Linked DNA regions of Homo sapiens: region 2 is linked to region 1. A link is a loop called in an ENCODE intact Hi-C map of the cell type or tissue named here. Cell type or tissue: HepG2. All regions are shown on one strand. Each heading gives the region's core, and the rest is flanking DNA. Links, peaks and the distances in the headings are about the cores only.

What was found. A loop is a pair of places that touch in the nucleus more often than their neighbours do. Peaks named below come from ENCODE experiments on the same cell type or tissue, not always from the same donor. Only the 100,000 strongest peaks of a DNase experiment are listed, where the experiment ranks them.
Region 2: it touches region 1 in a loop (20-fold over the local background); 5 of 110 quality-filtered maps call a loop at or near these places.

The regions. Positions count from the first base shown.
Region 1 is chr17:35,560,842-35,563,759 of GRCh38, reverse strand. No RefSeq gene overlaps it. Among named protein-coding and RNA genes, the nearest start is that of SLFN14, 1.5 kb to the right of the region's middle. In HepG2, for the core only: no CTCF peak of the experiment used is centred there; no DNase peak of the experiment used is centred there.
Region 2 is chr17:34,965,869-34,968,786 of GRCh38, reverse strand. No RefSeq gene overlaps it. Among named protein-coding and RNA genes, the nearest start is that of ZNF830, 5.8 kb to the right of the region's middle. In HepG2, for the core only: no CTCF peak of the experiment used is centred there; no DNase peak of the experiment used is centred there.

The sequences.
Region 1 (2,918 bases), core at 139-2,638:
TCATAAACGAATTGAAGTAGAGATACAGAGTACTTTGCTGGTTTGATTTAGAGGGAGAGAGGTGTATTAGTATTCTGTGGCTGCTGCAACAAATCACCACAAATTTGGTGGCTTAAAACAACAGAAACTTTTTTTTTTTTTTTTTTGAGATGGAGTCTCACTCTGTCACCCAGGCTGGAGTGCAGTAGTGCAATCTCGGCTCGGCTCACTGCAAGCTCTGCCTCCCGGGTTTACGCCATTCTCCTGCCTCAGACTCCCGAGTAGCTGGGACTACAGGCGCCCGCCACTACGCCTGGCTAATTTTTTGTATTTTTAGTAGAGACAGGGTTTCACTGCGTTAGCCAGCATGGTCTCGATCTCCTGACCTCGTGATCCGCCCCCCTCGGCCTCCCAAACTGCTGGGATTACAGGCGTGAGTCACTGCACCCGGCCCAGAAACATATTCTTTTATGAAAACTTATTTTAGGTTCAGAAGTACATGTGCAGGTTTATTATATGGGTAAACTCATGTCACGGGGGTTTGTTGTATAGATCATTTCATTACCCAGGTATTAAGCCTGCTACACAATAGTTATTTCTTCTGCTCCTCTCCCTCCTCCCACCTCAGGTGGGTCCCAGTGTCTGTTGTTCCCCTCTTTGTGTCCATGTGTTCTCATCATTGAGCTTCCACTTATAAGTGAGAACATGCAGTATTTAGTTTTCTGTTCCTGTATTAGTTTGCTAAGGATAATGGCCTCCAGCTCCATTCATTTGGTTATTTTTGTTTTTGCGTTTTTTTTTTAAATTTTTTATTTTTTTTACAGCTAGAAGTTCAACATCAGTTTCACTGAGTTGAAGTCAAAGTGTTGGCATGGGCTGGGCACGGTGGCTCACGCCTGTAATCCCAGCACTTTGGGAGACTGAGGCAGGCAGATCACATGAGGTCAGGGGTTCGAGACCATCCTGGCCAACATGGCGAAACCCCACCTCTATTAAAAATATGTAAATTAGCCAGGCATGGTGGTGCGCACCTGTAATCCTAGCTATGCTGGAGGCTGAGGTGGGAGAATTGCTTGAACCTGGGAGGCAGAGGTTGCAGTAAGCCGAGATCGCACCACTGCACTCCAGCCTAAGCAACAGAGCAAGACTCTGTCAAAAAAAAAAAAAAAAAAAGTGTTGCCATGGACCTGCTGTCTCCAGAAGCTCCAGGGGAGACTCTTCCAGCTTCTGGTAGCTGCTGGCATTCCTTTGCTTATAGCTGCATCACTCCATCTCTGCTTCTGTGATCACATTGCCTCCTCCCCTTTTGTGTGTATCAAAGCTTGACCCAGTTTAGCCACCATCCTCAAATAAGATAACTCACTGCCTCCCATCTGTTGGTTGTTTTTTCTTTTTTTGAGATGGAGTCTCGCTTTGTCTCCCAGGCTGGAGGCTGGAGTGCAGTGGCGCAATCTCGGCTCACTGCAACCTCCACCTCCCAGATTCAAGTGATTCTCCTACCTCAGCCACCTGAGTAGCTGGTATTACAGGTGTCTGCCATCATGCCTGGCTAATTTTTGTATTTTTAGTAGAGACGGGGTTTCACCATGTTGGCCAGGCTAGTCTTGAACTCCTGACCCCGTGATCCACCGGCCTCGGCCTCCCAAAATGCTGGGATTACAGGCATGAGCCACTGCGCCCGGTATCTGTTTTTTTTTTTTTTTTTGAGATGGAGTCTCACTTTGTCACCCAGGCTGGAATGCAGTGGCATGATCTCGGCTCACTGCAACCTTTGCCTCCCAGGTTCAAGCAATTCTCCTGTCCCAGCCTCCCCAGGAGCTGGGATGACAGGTGTCCACCACCATGCCCAGCTAATTTTTGTATTTCTAGTAGAGACGGGGTTTTCACCATGTTGGCCAGGCTGGTCTTGAACTCCTGACCTCAGGTGATCTGCCTGCCTCAGCCTCCCAAAATGCTGGGATTACAGGCATGAGCCACTGCCCCCAGCATCTGTTGGGTTTTCTTTTTCTTTCTTTCTTTCTTTCTTTCTTTTTTTTTTTTTTTTTTTTTTTTTTTTTTTGAGATGGAGTCTCCCTCTGTTGCCCAGGCTAGAATGGAATGGCATGATCTCGGCTTACTGCAACCTCTGCCTCCCAGGTTCAAGCAATTCTCCTGTCTCAGCCTCCCCAGTAGTTGGGATTACAGGCACACACCACCACACCAGGCTAATTTTTGTATTTTTAGTAGAGACAGGGTTTCACCATATTGGTCAGGCTGGTCTCGAACTCCTGACCTCAGATGATCCACCCACCTAGGCCTCCCAAAGTGCTGGGATTATAGGCATGAGCCACCACACCCAGCCCATCTGTTGGTTTTTACCATTTGTTTTTTAATTATGAAAAACAATTTATACTCATTGTAAACCATTAAAAATACAGATCAGTTAAAGATAATAAAGGGAAGAAAAATAAATTAATTAAAAAATTACCTTTAATCCTCCTACCCAGGGATTGCCAGCTCCTAATCTATGAGGATTTTTCTAGGCTGGGTCTTGTGTTTAACAAAGATGAAAAGTAGGAAAAAGAATAAAAATAAATAGAAAAGAACAAGCCATTTAGGAGGTAATGAAATAGGTTAATATTGCCCACAATGAATATGTACAGGAAGCCTAATTTAAAATAAAAACAGAGCTTTGCACACACAATTTTCCAGCGCTGAAGGTACATGTATGATATGTGGAAATGAAGCTCAGTCTCTTAGAAGTGCTAAGTTTAACTTTTTCCATTCACCCCTGCATTTTCTCATTACGACCTCATTCACTCCCTGAGGTCAGACCCTGGCCTGCTAATCTGCCCTGTCACAGGCTCTTCATGAGTCCTTATCGGCCTTCCTCAGTATGTCAGTGTTATGAAGAAGTGGGAAGTCTGCTCCTCCCAGGCTAATATCAAAGGGCAAAAGGG
Region 2 (2,918 bases), core at 92-2,591, 590 kb after region 1:
AAGACACATAGTTGGAAAAAAGTACCTCAGCCCTCTGTTCAAGCTGCTAACTGGCTTTTATGCTGGTTCTGATTTCTGTAGTCAGCTTGATCTTTCTGCCACTTTCCCAAGCAACTTCCAGCTATGTGGGTGGTATTCATTCAACAGGTCTTTACCGAGCTCTATTATGTGTCTGACATTATTTTAGGTTGCAACTAAGACAGACAAAATCCCTGCTCTCATGGAGTTTACATTCTATTGGGGAGAGATGTTAACTTAGATACAAATAAACAAGCTAACTTAAGATAGTGATAAGTTTAGTGAATTCATAAAGTATTGTGAGTGACGGGTGGCTGTTTATGCCATCTGAGAAAGGGACTTTAGAGCTGAGAACTGAATGACTGAGAAGACTGCCATGCTATCTGAAGTCACATTCCAAGCAGAGAAAACCACAAGTGCACAAGCCCTGAGATGTCACATCTGATGGCTAGAAAGCTAGCCAGTGAACTGGGACATAGAGAATTAAGGGGAAATGTGTAGTAGATGAAGTCAGAGAGGTATGTCACAAGGTGGGGGCCCACAGATCACACTCAGCCCACAGTGTTTTTGATATTTCACTAAAAAACAATCCTGACTTGCAATTTCTCTTAAGTTAAAAAAAAAATTTGGGCCGGGTGTGGTGGCTCACGCCTGTAATCCCAGCACTTAGGGAGTCCGAGGCAAGTGGATCACAAGGTCAGGAGATGAGACCATCCTGGTTAACATGGTGAAACCCTGTCTCTACTAAAAATACAAAAAAATTAGCCAGGCGTGGTGGCAGGCGCCTGTAGTCCCAGCTACTCAGGAGGCTGAGGCAGAATGGCGTGAACCCGGGAGGCGGAGGTTGCAGTGAGCCGAGATTGTGCCACTGCACAACAGAACGAGACTCCGTCAAAAAAAAAAACCCACAAAAAACAAATTGGCCATGTCACTATGCCAGGCCATTATTCCTGAATAACAATTGCTTTCAACATAGAGCAGTTATGCTCTCCTGTCCCCTTCCACGCCACTTTAATGGAGCTTACTGTCATCAGTTTGTAAGTAGTAGACATTTGAATTAGCAATCCCTGAGTACCATGTGGGCTTAATAAGGGCTTGGATTTCTTGCCTACCACCCCGCCCCCCAGTGTGATGGAAGCATATAATGAATGGTTTTAAATGATAGAGTGACTTGATCTAAAATTTTAAGATCATTCTGACTACTCTGTCAGAATAGATTGTGATGAGGGTAGGGGGACAGGCAACAATGAATGAGATGTTGGTGGCTAGGGCCAGTGGAGAAAGAAGTGGACAGATTTTAGGCATATTTTAGAGGTGGAATGGACAGGACTTAACTAGTGCATTAGATTTGAGGGAAAGGAAAGAGAATGAATGATGGCCCCCAGGGTTTGTCTTGAGCGTCTGGGTGGCTAGTGGTGCCATTTACTGAGACAAGTCTCAGTAAAATTTACTCAGTAAAGTTTACTGAGACAAGTTCTCAGTAAACCTGAGAACAGGTTTGAGAAGAAAATCAAAGCTCTGTTTGAGAGTTATTATATTTTGGACACCTATTAAACCTTGAAGTGGAATGTTAGGTAGGTACTGAGCCAAGCCAGAAGCTTAGGTGGAAGGCCAAGGTTGGAGGTATAAATTGGGAATCTTCACTACATAGGTGATATTAAAACCCATAGGAAGGGATCAGATCACTGAGGAAGGAAATGTAGATATAAAATTGAATGCGAGGAGTTCTGAGATTTTTTTTTCCCTGTTCAAACTTTGTTTTTTCTTTTGAGAGACAGAGTCTTGCTTTGTCGCCCAGGCTGGGGTACACTGGTGCGATCTCAGCTCACTGCAACCTCTGACTCCTGGGTTCAAGCGATTCTCCCACCTCAGCTTCCCAAGTAGCTGGGACTACAGGCGTGCACTGCCATGCCCACCTAATTTTTGTATTCATTTATTTACTTATTTTTAGTAGAGATGGGGTTTCACTATATGTTGGCCAGGCTGGTCTCAAACTCCTGACCTCAGGTGATCCGCCTGCCTCGGTCTCCCAAAGTGCTGGGATTATAGGCGTGAGCCACCCAGCCCGGCCCTTGTTCAAATTTAAATCTTCTATACTCCTGGTATTATGCAGGCTAATAGACTATTAGTTTGAAAAAGCAGTCTAAGGTTATCTATCTAGTCATCATTCCTATGAATACTTACTCAAACCCCCGGCACAACATCTAGCCAAACAGCTAGCCAATTGGTGCTTGACAGGAAATACACTATTTCCATTAAGACCTTCCATTCTGTGTTCATCAGAATGAGTCCATGTCTTGCTGGACTCTCACCATACCCCTGTGAGGAATTACATATCTTCATTTTATAGTGGAGCAAACTGAGGCTCAGAGACGTGACTTGGCCAAGCTCATTAACCATTAAAAAGTAGAGTGGAAACTTGAATGCAAGTCTTCTGTTCCATGGTTCTTTGCATTACTACACACTAATCTAGTGATTGTTACTATTAAAGATCTTAGGCCTAAATTACATTTTCTCCTGCAATTTTAATTTCATAGCCTATTTTGTCCCCTGGTGTGTAAAAAGCAGTCATTACTTCCATCAATAAATGAAAATTGTAAGGCACTGGACACATATATATTTGAAGGCTAGTTGGATCAGCATTTTTTTTTCTTCTTTCAAGTTAGGGGTATTGATTTAAATCGATAAGTGAAGTTGGGTGAGAGGATACCTTTATAGCCTTTACACTTCTATATTGTGATGACGGCTGAATTAGGGGGCATTCTAAAAAGAGAAGTGACTGGAGGGAGTCCTTGGGACCAATTCTTACAATTTAGGAACAATGATGGTATTCAGTCAAATGCCGAAACCTATTTGACTTAGCTCAGAGAAAGTATAATAATGGAGCTTTCCAATGTATA